2 separate regions of the Homo sapiens genome follow, and region 1 is linked to region 2. The links are chromatin contacts, found by Hi-C or POLR2A ChIA-PET in ENCODE. All regions are on one chromosome and are shown on one strand. Each heading gives the region's core, a stretch centred on a gene start or an enhancer-like site at or near the end of the contact. The rest is flanking DNA. Distances are from core to core; before and after follow the strand shown. Region 1 has its middle 19 kb from the start of RBM4B. Region 2 holds the start of ACTN3 (actinin alpha 3).

Region 1 (7,597 bases), core at 2,325-4,824, 110 kb before region 2:
TTAACATATACCAGGTGCGTGACTCACGCCTGTAATCCTAGCATTTTGGGAGGCTGAGGCAGGTGGATTGCCCGAGCTCAAGAGTTTGAGACCAGCCTGGGCAACATGGTGAAACCCCATCTCTACTAAAAATACAAAAAATTAGCCGGGCATGGTGGTGTGCACCTGTAATCCCAGCTACTAGGGAGGCTGAGGCACAAGAATCGCTTGAACCCAGGAGGCAGAGGTTACAGTGAGCCAAGATCACGCCAATGCACTCCAGCCTGGGCAACAGAGTGAGACTCTGTCTCAAAAAAATAAATAAATAAATAAAAGTATCTTGATTTCTATGTCATTGGCACAAGAAAAAAAATTTTCTGCAAAAGAGTTCTATATCATCACTGCCCAATAACACTCCTGGCAGTGATGGAAGTGTTCCATATCTGTGCTGTCCAATTTGTGGCTACTGTGGTTACTGAGTACCTGAAATGTGGTTTATTCCACTGAGAAACTGAGTTTTTTATTTAATTATAATTAGCTACATGTAGCTAGTGGCTACTCTATTGGACAGCAGTTTAGATAGTAAAATAAGCTGCTCATAGGTGGAGAAAAAGCCCTGCAGAATTGCATAATTTTTATTTTAGAAAACCTTTCACACCAAAAGAGTACTGTTGAGTAGGACAAATGTATTTTTTTGTTTTGAGATGGAGTCTCGCTCTGTCACTGAGGCTGGAGTGCACTGGCATGATCTCGGCTCACTGCAACCTCTGCCTCCCAGGTTCAAGCAATTCTCCTGTCTCAACCTCCCCAGTAGCTGGGATCACAGTCGCGCGCCACCACGCCTGGTGAATTTTCGTATTTTTAGTGGAGATGGGGTTTCACCATATTGGTCAGGCTGGTCTTGAACACCTGACCTCAGGTGATCCACCCACCTCGGCTTCCCAAAGTGCCGGGATTACAGGCGTGAGCCACCACACCTGGCCAATGTTTTTATTCCTAAACCTTACTTCTTATATGATAAATTGCATATTGTGAATACAAAATTCCTTTAGTTCACCAAGTTTCTCACTATAGACCATTTCAGAGTCCCATGAGGCCTCTCAACGCTAAAAGCTCCTGAATTCATTTATCAACTGTTTGAATTCCTACTATGAGCTAGGATGTGGGAACATGGTGATGAATGAGGCATATGTGGTTTCTGTAGCCTCAGATCTACCCCCTTCCTCAGGTTTCCAGCATGGCACAGAAAGACACTAGGCCCTCAGGGCACTCAAGGTGCTGTTAGAAACTTGTCCTAAGGGCAGAAAAAGGTTGGCTGCCTGCAAGATGGACCAGAAAAGGGAAGCAACTTGCCCCAGATTGGTTTCATAGCTTGTCAGGATTTTGCTTACAAACCTGGTCCTCAGGAAGTCACCTGGCCTAGGAGATTTGGGAAAAGGAAGGAGGGGAGAAATAAATATTCCTGGGAAGAGCTGTCAGTTTGTTGGAAGATCAATCTCGGCTTTCTTCAGACCAGAGCTAGGCTCTGCCGCTGAGGAGAAATGAAATGCAAGAAATGATAGAATCAGCTCCAGGAACTTGCAGGAGAAGAATGAAAAATCTGACGAGATGAATTCAATCTGAAGTGCCTTAGGTTTGCAGGGCCTTTGAGAATCCAGGCCAAATTCAAACCGTGTATCTGTCACCCCTGCAAATCCACAAGAACCCAATGAGGTAGCATCACTGGCTCTCCCAGCAATTAAGGCTACTGAGATTTAGAAAGTTTAGGCCGGGCACGGCTGAGCGCAGTGGCTCACGCCTGTAATCCCAGCACTTTGGGAGGCCGAGTCGGGTGGATCACGAGGTCAGGAGATCGAGACCATCCTGGCTAACATGGTGAAACCCTGCCTCTACTAAAAATACAAAAAAAATTAGCCAGGTATGGTGGCACATGCCTGTAGTCCCAGCTACTCGGGAGGCTGAGGCAGAAGAATGGCGTGAACCCGGGAGGCAGAGCTTGCAGTGAGCTGAGATCGCACCACTGCACTCCAGCCTGGGCGACAGAGCAAGACTCCATCTCAAATTAAAAAAAAAAAAAAAAAGTTTAGGTCGGGTGCAGTGGCCTACCTACACCTGTAATCCCAGCACTTTGGGAGCCGAGGTAGAAGGATCACCTGAGGTCTGGAGTTTGAGACCAGCCAGGACAACATGGCGAAACCCTGTCTCTACTAAAACTACAAAAAAATTAGGCAGAAGCCTGTAATTCCAGCTATTCAGTAGGCTGAAGTAGGAGAATCACTTGAACCCAGGAGGCAAAGGTTGTAGTGAGCCAAGATCGTGCCACTGCACTCCAGCCTGGTTGCAGAGCAAGACTCTGTCTCAAAAAAAAAAAAAAAAAAAGAGAGACTCCCATCTCAAAAAAAAAGAAATTGTGATAAGTACCACAAATTACACAAAATGGGTCCAATGGCAGGGAATAATGGGAGGACATATCTACTAAGCTACAGGTGGTTTGGGAGGGCATTCCAATACTTGATCCTGAAGCTAAGACCTGAAGTTAAGTTAGCTCTAAAGCAGTAAAGAGAAAGGTCCCTTCAGATTTAAAAAAAAAAAAAAAAAAAAGGCCCTGAGGCAGGAAAGAGCTCAGTGTATACAAGGATCTGAAAGGAGAGTCAGTATGGTCAGAAAAGGATAGATAAGCAGGGAAAAGGGCCTGAGATAATAAAGTGTGACAGAGGAAAGGCACGTTCAAACTAAGGGATTGGGCATTTTACTTTAGATAAAAGGGGAAGTTGCTGAAAGGTTCTAAGTAACGAAAGAAACATCTGATTTACATACATTTCACAAGAACATTCTGGCTATTAAATGGAGAATACTTTGAAGACCCAAGGGTAAGAAAAAGATGGACCTGGAGGTCACTGTAGTCATCTTGGTGGGAGAGGATAGCATGGTCTAGACTATGGCTGTGGCAAAGACATGGAGAAAAGAGGCAACATGTGATATAAACATGATCAAGAGCTGCTAATGGTTGGGGAGGGCGTAAGAATGACTACCAGCAATCTGGCTGAAAGAGAGAATGGGATAAGGAAGACTGAAGGAGAAATGATTTTAGAGTGGGGAGTCTCAGGAGCTCTATCTCAGATATACCAAGTTTGAGGTGTATTAAGACAACCAGCCAGGTGCAGTAGCTCATGCCTGTAATCCCAGCAAGTTGGGAGGCCAAGGCGGGCAGAACCCGAGGTCGGTAGTTCGAGACCAGCCTGGCCAATATGGTGAAATCCCGTCTCTAAATTTTGTATCTAAAGATACAAAAATTAGCCAGGTGTAGTGGCACGTGCCTGTAGTCCTAGCTACTCAGGAGACTGAGGCAGAAGAATCACTTGAATCCGGGGGGCGGAGCTTGCAGTGAGCCGAGATCGCGCCACTGCACTACAGCCTGGGCAACAGAGTGAGACTCCATCTCAAAAAAAAAAAAAAAAAAAAAAAAAGAACCAAGAAGAAATGTCAGCTAGGTGTCCAGATCCCTGAATCTTGAGCACAGAAGAGAGGTTTCAAACTGGAGATATCAAGAGTCTTTAGCACCTGGATCAGTGTTACATAACAGAAATACAATGTGAGCCACAAATGCAAACCACATAGGGAACTGAAACAGGTGAAATTAAATTGTATTAATTTTATTTTCCCCAGATAGTCTGGTGGTTAGGAAAAAAAAAAATTTTAATGTATTTTTACCCAATATGTGCAAAAAAATGACCATTTCAACATATAATGAGCATTAAAAACTGAATATATATATATATATATTTTTTTTTTTTGAGAGACACTCTTGCTCTGTTGCCCAGGCTAGAGTGCCGTGGCCCAATCTTGGCTCAATAGAACCTCCGCCTCCCAGGTACAAGCAATTCTCCTGTCTCAGCCTCCCAAGAAGCTGGGACTACAGGCACGTGCCACCACGCCTGGCTAAGTTTTGTATTTTTAGTAGAGATGGGGTTTCACCACCTTGGCCAGGCTGGTCTCAAACTCCTGACATCAAGTGATCTGCCCACCTTGGCCTCCCAAAGTGCTGGGATTACAGGCGTGAGCCACTGCGCCTGGCTTATATTAATTTTTTAAATCCCATAGGTATTTGGTACTCGCAGCACTGTATATGTCTCTGGCTACCACACTGAACAGCACAACTCCATATGGTATACAAAGCCAAAGCAATGAATGAAGTCTTGAAGAGGATTTCAAACTTGGCACTAGTGATAACTGGGAAAGGTGCCCCTCCTGTGCATTGGAGGATGTTTAGCCACATCCCTGGCGGGAGAAACCCCCTAAATTGTGACAATTAACAATGATTTCAGGGAATCTCTGAGCCTATTCTAGTTGCCCATTTAAAACAAAACGAAAAAAAAAAAAAAAAAAAAAAAAAGGTCAGACTAGGCCAGGCACAGTGGCTCACGCCTGTAATCCCAGCATTTTGGGAGGCCGAGGCAGGCGGATTACCTGAGGTCGGGAGTTCAAAACCAACCTGACCACCACGGAGAAACCCCATCTCTACTAAAAATACAAAATTAGACGGGCGTGGTGGTGCATGCCTGTAATCCCAGCTACTAGGGAGGCTGAGGCAGCAGAATCGCTTGAATCCAGGAGGCAGAGGTTGCACTGAGCCGAGATCGTGCCGTTGCACTCCAGCAGCCTGGGCAACAAGAGCAAAACTCCATCTCAAAAAAAAAAAATTTTAAAAAAGGGTCAGACTAGGTGGCTCACGCCTGTAATCCCAGCACTTTGGGAGGCTGAGGCAGGCAAATGGCTAGAGCTCAGGAGTTCAAGACCAGCCTGGGCAACATGGCAAAACCACAACTACAAAATACAGAAATTAGTTGGGCATGCTGGCATGCGCCAGTGGTCCCAGCTACTCGGGAGGCTGAGGTGAGAGAATTGCTTGAGCCCGGGAGGAGGTGGAGGTTGAACACGGCACTCCAGCCTGGGTGACATAGGAAGACCCTGTCTCAAAAAAAAGGTGGGGGAGGGGGCAGGCGAGGTGGCTCATGCCTATAATTTTTTTTTTTTTTTTTTTTTTTTTTGAGATGGAATCTTGCTCTGTCGCCCAGGCTAGAGTGCAGTGGCGCTATCTCATCTCACTGCACCCTCCACCTCCCGGGTTCAAGTGATTCTTCTGCCTCAGCCTCCCAAGTAGCTGGGACTACAGGTGCGCACCACGACAACTGGCTAATATTTTACATTTTTAGTAGAGACGGGGTTTCATCATGTCGGCCAGGCTGCTCTCGAGCTCCTGACCTCAAGTGATCCACCCCCTCGGCCTCCCAAAGTGCCGGGATTACAGGTGTGAGCCACCGCGCCCGGCCTAATCTTAGTAGTCTGGAAGGCTGAGACAAGAGTATAGCTTGAGCCAGGAGTTCCTAACCAGCCTGGGCAACATAGGGAGACCCCATCTCTACCAAAAGATAAAAATAAAAAATAAATTAGCCAGGTGCAATGGTGCATACCTCTGTAGTTCCAGCTACTTGGAAGGTTGAGATGGGAAGACCGCTTCAGCTCAGAAGGTTGAGGCTGCATTGAGCCATACTCATACCACTGTACTCCAGCCTAGGCAACAGAGCAAGACCGCACCTAAAAAAAAAAAAAAAAAAAAAAAAAGACTAAAAAATTGATCAGGGGCTGAGGATTAACTACAAAGGGGCACAAGGGCTTTTTGGCTGACAAAAATGTTCTGTATTTTGATTGCAACAATGGGAACAAGATTGTAACCATCAGTTACCAAAATTACCAGTACATTGTCAAACTGGGCATGGTGGCTCACGACTGTGCCTATAATCCCAGCACTTTGGGCGGCCAAGGTGGTGGATCACCTAAGGTCAGGAGTTCAAGACCAGCCTGGCCAACATGGTGAAACTCCGTCTCTGCTAAAAATATAAAAATTAGCTGGACATGGTGGCATGCATCTATAATCCCAGTTACTCAAAAGGCTGAGGCACAAAAATCGCTTGAACCCGGGAGGTGGAGATTGCAGTGAACCGAGATCATGTCACTGCACTCCAGCCTGGGCAATAGAGTGAGACACCATCTTTTTAAAAAACAAAACAAAAGGCCCCCCAAAAAAGTACATTGTCACAATGTGTCAAATTGTTTTCAAAATTGGTATATTTTATTGTTTGAAAATAATACTTCAGGCCGGGCATAGTGGCTCATGCCTGTAACCTCAGCATTTTGGGAGGCCAAGGTGAGCAGATCAACTGAGGCTGGGAGTTCGAGACCAGTCTGACTGACATGGAGAATCCCCGTCTCTACTAAAAAAATAGAAAATTAGGCCAGGCACGGTGGCTCACACCTGTAATCCCAGCACTTTGGGAGGCCGAGGCGGGTGGATCACAAGGTCATGAGATCGAGACCATCCTGGCCAACACAGTGAAACCCTGTCTCTACTAAAAATACAAAAACAAAATTAGCCAGGCGTGGTGGCAGGTGCCTGTAGTCCCAGCTACTTCAGAGGCTGAGGTGGGAGAATGGCGTGAACCCAGGAGGTAGAGCTTGCAGTGAGCTGAGATTGTGCCACTGCACTCCAGCCTGGGTGACAGAGCGAGACTCCGCCTAAAAAAAAAAATACAAAATTAGCCGGGCATGGTGGCGGGCACCTGTAATCCCAGCTACTCAGGAGGCTGAGGAAGGAGAATCACTCGAACCCGCGAGGCGGAGGTTGTGGTGAGCTGAGATTGCACCATTGCACTCCAGCCTGGGCAACAAAAGCAAAACTCCATCTAAAAAAAAAAAGAATACTTCAGGGCCGTCTCTTCCTGGTTCTTCCCAGAGTCAGGAAAAACTGGGTTGAAAGGGTGTTTAAAAAAAAAACTCAGAAAAGCTGATTTTTTAAAAAAGTAATCACATTATGACACTGCTTAAAAACCTACAAGACTAGTTGACTCAGAGTGAAGGCCAGAAAGGCCCTAGAAGATTAACTACTAGATCTGCTAACTACCTGACCTCTTCTGCTCCTCTCTCCTCCCACTCACTCTTTTGCCACTGGCCTCCTTACTGTTAGAACACTCCCACCTTAAGACCCTTGCTCAAGATATTCTCTCTACCTGGCGTACTTTTCCCCCAGATACCTGTTGCTAACTTACATCTAATTCAACTCATTGCTCAAATCTCACTTTTTTAAAAGAGGCCCAGGCCGGGTGCAATGGCTCATTCCTATAATCCCAGCACTTTGGGAGGCCGAGGTGAGAATCGCTTGAGCCCAGGAGTTCAAGAGCACCGTAGGCAACATAGCGAAACCCTGTATCTACAAGAAATACGAGTGGGATGTAGTGGCATGCCTGTAGTCTCAGCTACTCGGGAGGCTGGGGTAGGAGGACCAACTGAGACTGGGAGGTGGAGGTTGCAGTGAGCCAAGATCACCCCACTGCACTGCAGTCTGGGTGACAGAGTGAGACCCTGTCTCAAAAAAAAAAAAAGAAAAGAAGTGCCGAGTGCAGTGGCTCATGCCTGTAATCTCAACACTTTGGGAGGCCAAAGCGGGTGGATCACCTGAAGTCAGGAGTTCGAAACCAGCAGGGCCAACATGGTGAAACACCATCCCTACTAAAAATACAAAAATTAGCCAGGCGTGGTGGTGCATGCCTGTAATCCCAGCTAC
Region 2 (7,127 bases), core at 4,442-6,941:
TGAGCCACTGTGCCTGGCCAAGATGGAGTTTTGCTATGTTGCCCAGGCTGATCTCCAATTCCCGGGCTCAAACAATCCTTCCGCTTCAGTCTGCCAAGTAGCTGAGACTACAGCGCTACCATGCCTGGCTTGTTATTTAGCAATTATTTCACTAAACTCTTACTAGGGTTTGGGGGCTGAGCTGGCACTTTGGGTATATTGGCTTTTCTTTCTTTTTTTTTTTTGAGACGGAGTCTAGCTCTGTCACCCAGGCTGGAGTGCAGTGGCAAGATCTCAGCTCACTGCAACCTCGGCCTCCCGGGTTCAAGTGATTCTCTTGCCTTAGCCTCCTAAGTAGTTGGGATTACAGCCACGCGCCGCCACACCCAGCGTATTTTTAGTAGAGACAGGGTTTTACCATGTTGGCCAGGATGGTCTTGATCTCCTGACCTCGTGAGCCCCACACCTCAGCCTCCCAAAGTGCTGGGATTACAGGTGTGAGCCACCAGGCCTGGCCGGCATTTTTTTTTTTTCTTTCAGACAGAGTCTCTCGCTCTGTTGCTCAGGCTGGAGTGCAGTGGTGTGATCTCGGCTCACTGCAAGCTCCACCTCCCAGGTTCATTCAATTCTTGTGCCTCAGCCTCCCAAGTAGCTGGGATTACAGGTGTGCGCCACCACACCCAGCTGATTTTTGTATTTTTAGTAGAAATAGGGTTTTGCCATGTTGGCCAGGCTGGTCTCAAACTCCTAGCCTCAAGCAGTCCACTGGCCTTGGCCTCCCAAAGTGCCGAGATTACAGGCGTGAGCCACCGTGCCTGGCTGGCATACTGGCTCTTTACAGGCTCTCTTGCGAGGCAGGGATTATTCTCATTGCTGAGATGAGGAAACTGAGGCTCACAGAGGTGATTTGCTGATGTCAAGAGAGGCCCCTGTGCCCTGCCCAAGACCCTTCCTGCCACCTCCTCACCTTCAGCACCAATGGACACCAGTTTAACCCCCTTGCTGGCAATGAAGTCCAGGGCCTTGTTAACGTTGGCGATTTTGTGGAAGCGCATCTTGCCTTTATCTGGCCTAGGCAGCCTCTCACCTGGGTTTAAGAGGAGAGGCCAAGGGCCAAAGGTCATGAGAGGCAGCTGAAGCTATTGTCCGCAAACTCTCCCCTCCCCACCAAGTCCCGTCCAACACTCCGCCACCCTATTCCCCCTGCTGTCCAGATGTTCCTGGGTCCTGGGGCCCAGGTGCACTGATTTGCCATCCTCACCTGAAATGACCTCCAGGAGCAGCATGAGTTTGAGGCCATTGCGGAAATCTTCCTCGATGTTCTCGATCTGGGTGCCTGCCTTGCGCAGGTGTGAGTTGCACCAGGCAGTGAAGGTCTAGGGGCAGAGGACAGCACTCAAACCCTACGACTGGCTCTGGGGGATGTAGGGCACAGTCCTGTCTCCTCAGTCAGGGTAGGTCTCAGAGCCTTGTATTTCTGGATTCAAGTCTCAGCTCAGCTCAGCCACTGACTTGCTGTGCATCCTGGGCCAGTCCCTTTCCCTCTCTGAGCTTTCGTTTTCCTGAGAGGGGAGAAATGGGGTCTGTGACCCATGCAGGTCCCAGTTCAGACTTGGGGCACCCGGCCACCAGCACCCCAGCCTTGGGGGTCTTAAACACTGGAGGGCCCTTAGAAAATGTTAACACATTCAAAATGTGGGGCCCTCTGAGGTTTTGAACCATAGGAGCCAGTGCAGGGTGATATTGCCTTTCTGAAATCTGAAAACTCCTGGACTCAAGCACATCTGGCCCTCAGGGTTTTGCCTAAGGGACTGTCTCTGTGTTTCTGTTTTCTCAGTGCTACTGACCTTCTAGGGTTGTTGTAAATTGGCCTCCAAGTAGACCCTACATGAGTAAGGACTCTGAGGGCTGTTGGAGCGTCAGCTGGCACTCGGGCCCAGCCTGATCTCATTTTGTTTTTTTAGAGAGAGACGGTCTTACTATGTTGCTCAGGCTTGTCTCAAGCTCCTGGGCTCAAGTGATCCTCCTGCCTCGGTCTTATTATGTTGCCCAGACTGGTCTCAAGCTCCTGGGCTCAAGTGATCCTCCTGCCTTGGCTTCCCAAAGTGTTGGGATTACAGGCATGAGCCACCATGCCTGGTCTGATCTCATTTCTAGGGGTGACTGCCCACCCCTTCCCCAAAAGTCAGCCTCAGCCTCAGCCTCCTTCTGAGATGGGAGGGATGGTACAGGGCTGTGTGTCTGTTGGGGATAGGGGTGACACGACACTTGGTACACAAGTTTCTGCCAACCTACCGCCCTTCAGGTCCTGAATTCTGCCTTTCCATAGACTACTTGGTAGAGTCAGGGTGGGCTCCAAGGCCAACTGAGCCACTCATGCTCTGTGATCTAGGGTCAGCCCCTTTCCCTCTTCGGGGCTTGGTCTTCCCATTTGTGTAATTAAAGGATCAGAATCTATGATGTCTCAGGTCTTTCTTCTTCCAGCCTGGCAGGATTCTTGGATTCAGAGCATCCCCACACCACAAAGCAGATACTCCTGGGAGGTGGCCCTGGGAGCCATTTGGAATTCTTCCCCTCAGCCACCTTTCCTTCCTCAGACCAGCTTGCCAGATGCCCTGGGAGCTGGACATGGAAGATGATGCGTTAAATACTTGAGGGGCTGTCATTGCTAAGGAAAGGGAGTGAGCTTCCCATCACTGGAGGTATGTAAGTAGACACTGAGTACAACTTGATGGGAACCTAAGCACTGAATAGGGCAGTTAGATTTCCCACAGTTCCCTCCAACCCTGGAGTCTAAGATGCTTTGAGTTTGGAAAGGGCAGGGGGATAGGCAGGTCTGGGTGGTGCCAAACATGACTCTTTTTTTTTTTTTTTTTTTTTTTGGAGACAGAGTTTCGCGCTTGTTGCCCAGACTGGAGTGCAATGGTGCGATCTCTACTCACTGCAACCTCTGCCTCCCTGGTTCAAGCGATTCTCCTGCCTCAGCCTCCCAAGTAGCTGGGATTACAGGCATGCGTCGCCACGCCCTGCTAATTTTGTATTTTTAGTAGAGATGGGGTTTCTCCATATTGGTCAGGCTGATCTTGAATTTACAACCTCAGGTGATCCGCCCCCCTCCGTCTCCCAAAGTGCTGGGATTACAGGCATGAGCCACCACTCCCAGCCCAAACAAGACTCTTAATGAGATGTGGTTCCTGCCCTAAGGGAGCTCACAGTCCATCCAAGAGTCATTTTGGTCTGAGAAGCGCTGTAAGAGGTTGCCGAGGAATTTATGGGAGGGACGCTGCGGATCAGGGTCCCCTCTTGGGGAAGGCGAGTATTTGATCAGAGCTGTGATGGGCAGGAATTATTCAGGAAGGGAAGGGCAGGCAAGGGCATTTCAGGCAGGGGCTGCCATGCAGGCAAGTGCTCGGTGGCTGTGAGAAACACTTGCTACATTTGTCAGACTACAAGGATCTGGGCACTGCTGGAATGGAGCTGGGATTGTTGGGGTATAAGTGGTGAGAGGCAGGCCGGAGGGGCAGCAGGAGCCAGGTCATGTGTGATCTTGGGTGCTAAGCTGGGGAGTTAAAATTTGATCCGGAGGGCAACAGAGAGTCAGGGAAGCCTCAGGCAGGAGGGAGGTGGGCAGAACTGTCCATGCTGGTTGCAGAGTGGAGATGAATGGCTTGGCGTGGCAGAAGGCAGAAGTGAGGACGCAGTCACTGGGATCAGGGCAAGAGAGGAAGGGTGTCAGTGTGGGGGACAAGGCAGGATTGGATGGATGAGACAGAAATGTTGGAATGTAAGCTCCCATGGCAGGGGCTTTATTTTGTCTGCTGCCGAATTCCAGCACCTGAAACAGCGCTGGCACATGGTAAGACATCAGGTGGGAGGAGGCAGCGTGCTGCTCCAAGACTGTGTGAAGGAAGCCCTTGGATGGAGGAGTCACTGGGGAGAAAGGGAGCATAGAGCAACAGGGAGGGGTCAGGGCTAAAGCTGAGCACAAGGATGTTTATTACCACCTTGCAATAAACAACGCTGGACAAGAAAGAAATGAGCCAAATGTCCAACTACAAGGGATGCTGATTGATTTTCAGATCCTCTATGCTGTGCCAGCCATTGAATGAGTAGATGATGAGATGGTGACTGCAAGTTGGGATGAACAGATGTTCCTGATAATTTGTTAGGTGACAAAGGCAAGTTACAGACTGGCACGTGTCATATGGGGGGCACGCAGACCTGGATCTCGGAGAGGCCCGGGTGGGTGGGGGTAGGGATAGGAGATGTTGCAGAACAGGTGGCAGCTGGAGCCAAGGACAGGGATGACACCACCGGGAAATTGCCAAACCTGGGACTGCAGCCGTGCTTGGAGACAGGTGCAGGGGGAGCCTAAGGGGAGGCCTGTCACCCGGGGCACCCCAGCCGAGTCAGCGGAGCCTCTCGGCCCTTGGGGTCATCTCCTGTCATCTAACCCAGCAGAAGTACTCTGATTCTAAATTCTGGGACTCTCAGGTCATTTAAATTCCACTGAGTACCCCAGTACCCTGCCCTCTCCTGGAGTCATACAGTGTTGGCACACGCTGAGCAGGGTCCAATGGCCTCATAGTGCCCTCCTGGTTACCCCTGGCCTGCCACTCTCCAAAGTATTCTCCCTCTGGCCTGGATCATTTTCCCTTTGGGAACCCAGGTGTCCTGCCCCCTCTACTTGGGAAAGTCTGGGAGTGAAAATAGCTCAGGGAGGGAGGGGCCCTGAGTGCCCAACGGGCTGGGCCTGGGTAGCAGCTGCCCCTGTGCCCCTCTTTGGCGCCCCCGAGGTGCTGCCTCAGCACTAAGTGTCCATCTGGCTGGAGAGTCAGGTTACAGCGTAAGGGGACCCAGGTCTCCCCTCCTCCCCGACCTATGGCCTTTTCAGCAGACTCAGGGCCCCATGCCTGGGGTATCTTGGGAAAGAATGGGGGTAGGGAAAAGGGTAAAGATCCTCAGGTTGCGGGGGTCCTGATGTCTGACAGTCTGTGATGTGGGGCCTGTCTGTGCTCTTTCTGGGCTTCAGTTTCTTCAATTGTTAAATGAGATACAGCGACTATGGACCCCACCCTGGAGACGAGGTGGGGTGGGGTCTGAGAGGACCCTTCTCACTACCCCCACACTCCCAAGTCCACTAGTTGCCTGACTGCAAGCCTTCAGGGTGGGGTCTGGGAATATTTAACTAGAAGAAGATTCTTCTTTCTGAACCCCCCCTAACTTGGATCTCCTGGGGTTTGCCCAGCCTGTTTTCAGCAGCAGAAGTGGGGCAGTGGGCCCAGGGGAATGAACCCTGGTGGGGGTGGGGAGCCCAGAAACTCTCTTGTCATTTTAAACCCCTCTTGAGGGCTCCCAGCCCTCTCCTCCAGCCCTGGGGACAGCAGGCAGCTGATGGGCAGAGCCTGGGCTGGGGATTAGCACTCTAGGTTAAAGACAAGCTCTGCCCCTGCACTGCTGAGATGCCCAGGACAAACAGCCCGGCCTCTCAGGCCTCGGTTTTGCTGTCAGGAAATGGGCGAGCACTCACTTTCCGCTGCTGCTTCTCCCAGGCCGGGTCCAGCAGCAGGTCGCGGTCCCAGTCCTCCTCCTGTTCCATGTACTCGCCGCCCCCGCCGCCGCCCGCAAAGCGCCCCTCCCCGGCCCCCAGACCCTCGGGCTGCATAACCATCATCATCTCGATCGGGCTCCTGGCTTCGCTCCGCTCGGCACGCTCTCGGACACCCGGGCCCCATTAAGTAGGGCCCAGCCCAGCCCCAGATCGAATTCGCACTAAATATGGGGGAGGAGGGAGGGGCCGGATGGGGGTGAAGGAGCTCGGGTTGGACCTGGCAAGGGGTTGTCCTGAAGCCGGGAACTGCGGGACTCGGGGGCGCCGGGGTGGATCTCGCGGCGGAGATCCTGGGTTTGCATTCCTGCTCCGCTGCTGGGGCGCTGTGTGACCTTGAGAAATCCACGGGACCTCTCTGAGTCTGTTTACTCCTCTCCACAATAGAAAGGCCGATAATAATAGTGGCCGCGGGCCGCTCTAGAGGCTGCCCTCTGGAGCTCCTCGTGAGCCTCTTCCAGCACCTCGCTGGTGGGACACAGAGCCCTATCCCCATTTCACAGTCAGGAACACAGAGGCGCCGAGCTGTTTTGCATGTTTTCTGGGGTGATGGAGACACCCGGGCATGGGGAACGGCTCTGAGCCAGCTGGATGGGCTGCGGCAGGGCTATTAATATCGGGGCGGCTGTGGGGAGTAGGGGAGAATGTGCTGAGCCGGGAAACCCCGACACCACCCCGGCTGCAACTCAATCCCCCGGGCACTCCTGGCCCCCGCGCCAGCGGGCGGGGCTCCGACGGGATGGGAGGAGCCTCCAGGGTGGGCGGGTCAATCACTCCGCGGCGTTATCCGGGCTCCAGCGCCGCGGGATTCCGAGCGCCTCCACTGCTGGTCCGTTGGCCAGATCAACTCGCCGCGTGGGCCGGCCGTTCCCTGAGAGTCTGAGCGCTCGCCGCACCCCCTTCCGAGCTTCTATTGGCCGTAGCAGACGTCCGTCTGCCGCTATCTCCGCCCCAATACGGAAGCGGCCTAGTCCTCCGGCTCCGACAGCTGGGTGTCCAGGCCATGGGGCAGCCCTGGGCGGCTGGGAGCACGGACGGGGCGCCCGCGCAGCTGCCTCTCGTGCTCACCGCGCTGTGGGCCGCGGCCGTGGGCCTGGAGCTGGCTTACGTGCTGGTGCTCGGTCCCGGGCCGCCGCCGCTGGGACCCCTGGCCCGGGCCTTGCAGCTGGCGCTGGCCGCCTTCCAGCTGCTCAACCTGCTGGGCAACGTGGGGCTCTTCCTGCGCTCGGATCCCAGCATCCGTGGCGTGATGCTGGCCGGCCGCGGTCTGGGCCAGGGCTGGGCGTGAGTGGGGTGCGGGATCGGGCGGGGAGAAGTGGGAGCCTTGGACAGGGGGGAGGGGCCCCAAGACCTGAGATGTTAGAACCGGGTTACATTAGGATCCAGGTTGTTAGAATCAGACATTTTTTTAGAACCTGGGATGGAAGAGCTAGAATTGAGTGTTATTTATTTACTCGCAAATACTTATTGGGAGCCTACTAGGTGCAAGGTTTTGTTACAGGGACGAAGGGTACAATAGAACAAATTCCTGATTTGAGGG

The links. A loop is a pair of places that touch in the nucleus more often than their neighbours do. ChIA-PET counts read pairs that join two places held with the same protein, here RNA polymerase II (POLR2A). Pooled maps may share reads with other maps.
Region 1: a pooled map shows a loop between it and region 2 (2.2-fold over the local background). The contact joins the enhancer-like site here to the promoter of ACTN3 in region 2. A Hi-C loop is called at or near these places in 1 of 37 single-sample maps with no recorded cell type and 1 of 50 pooled maps. POLR2A ChIA-PET finds 5 or more read pairs at or near these places in 17 of 52 experiments (A673, AG04450, GM10248 and 13 more).

The regions. Positions count from the first base shown.
Region 1 is chr11:66,655,113-66,662,709 of GRCh38, reverse strand. It overlaps a transcript of RBM4 not described here. Among named protein-coding and RNA genes, the nearest start is that of RBM4B, 19 kb to the left of the region's middle. Within about 2 kb of position 3,574, at least 2 of the 41 ENCODE cell types and tissues checked have a DNase peak (open chromatin) inside an H3K27ac peak, as active enhancers do; they include OCI-LY7, where a contact is called at or near this core.
Region 2 is chr11:66,545,467-66,552,593 of GRCh38, reverse strand. ACTN3 (actinin alpha 3) reads right to left here and starts at 5,691. Exons shown (of 21, transcript NM_001104.4): 1 at 5,510-5,691; 2 at 1,241-1,355; 3 at 947-1,066. The coding sequence starts at 5,656. ZDHHC24 (zDHHC palmitoyltransferase 24) reads left to right here and starts at 6,546. Exons shown (of 3, transcript NM_207340.3): 1 at 6,546-6,871. The coding sequence starts at 6,591. RefSeq lists silencers at 3,082-3,376, 6,244-6,373, 6,554-6,793 and enhancers at 5,944-5,993, 6,064-6,123.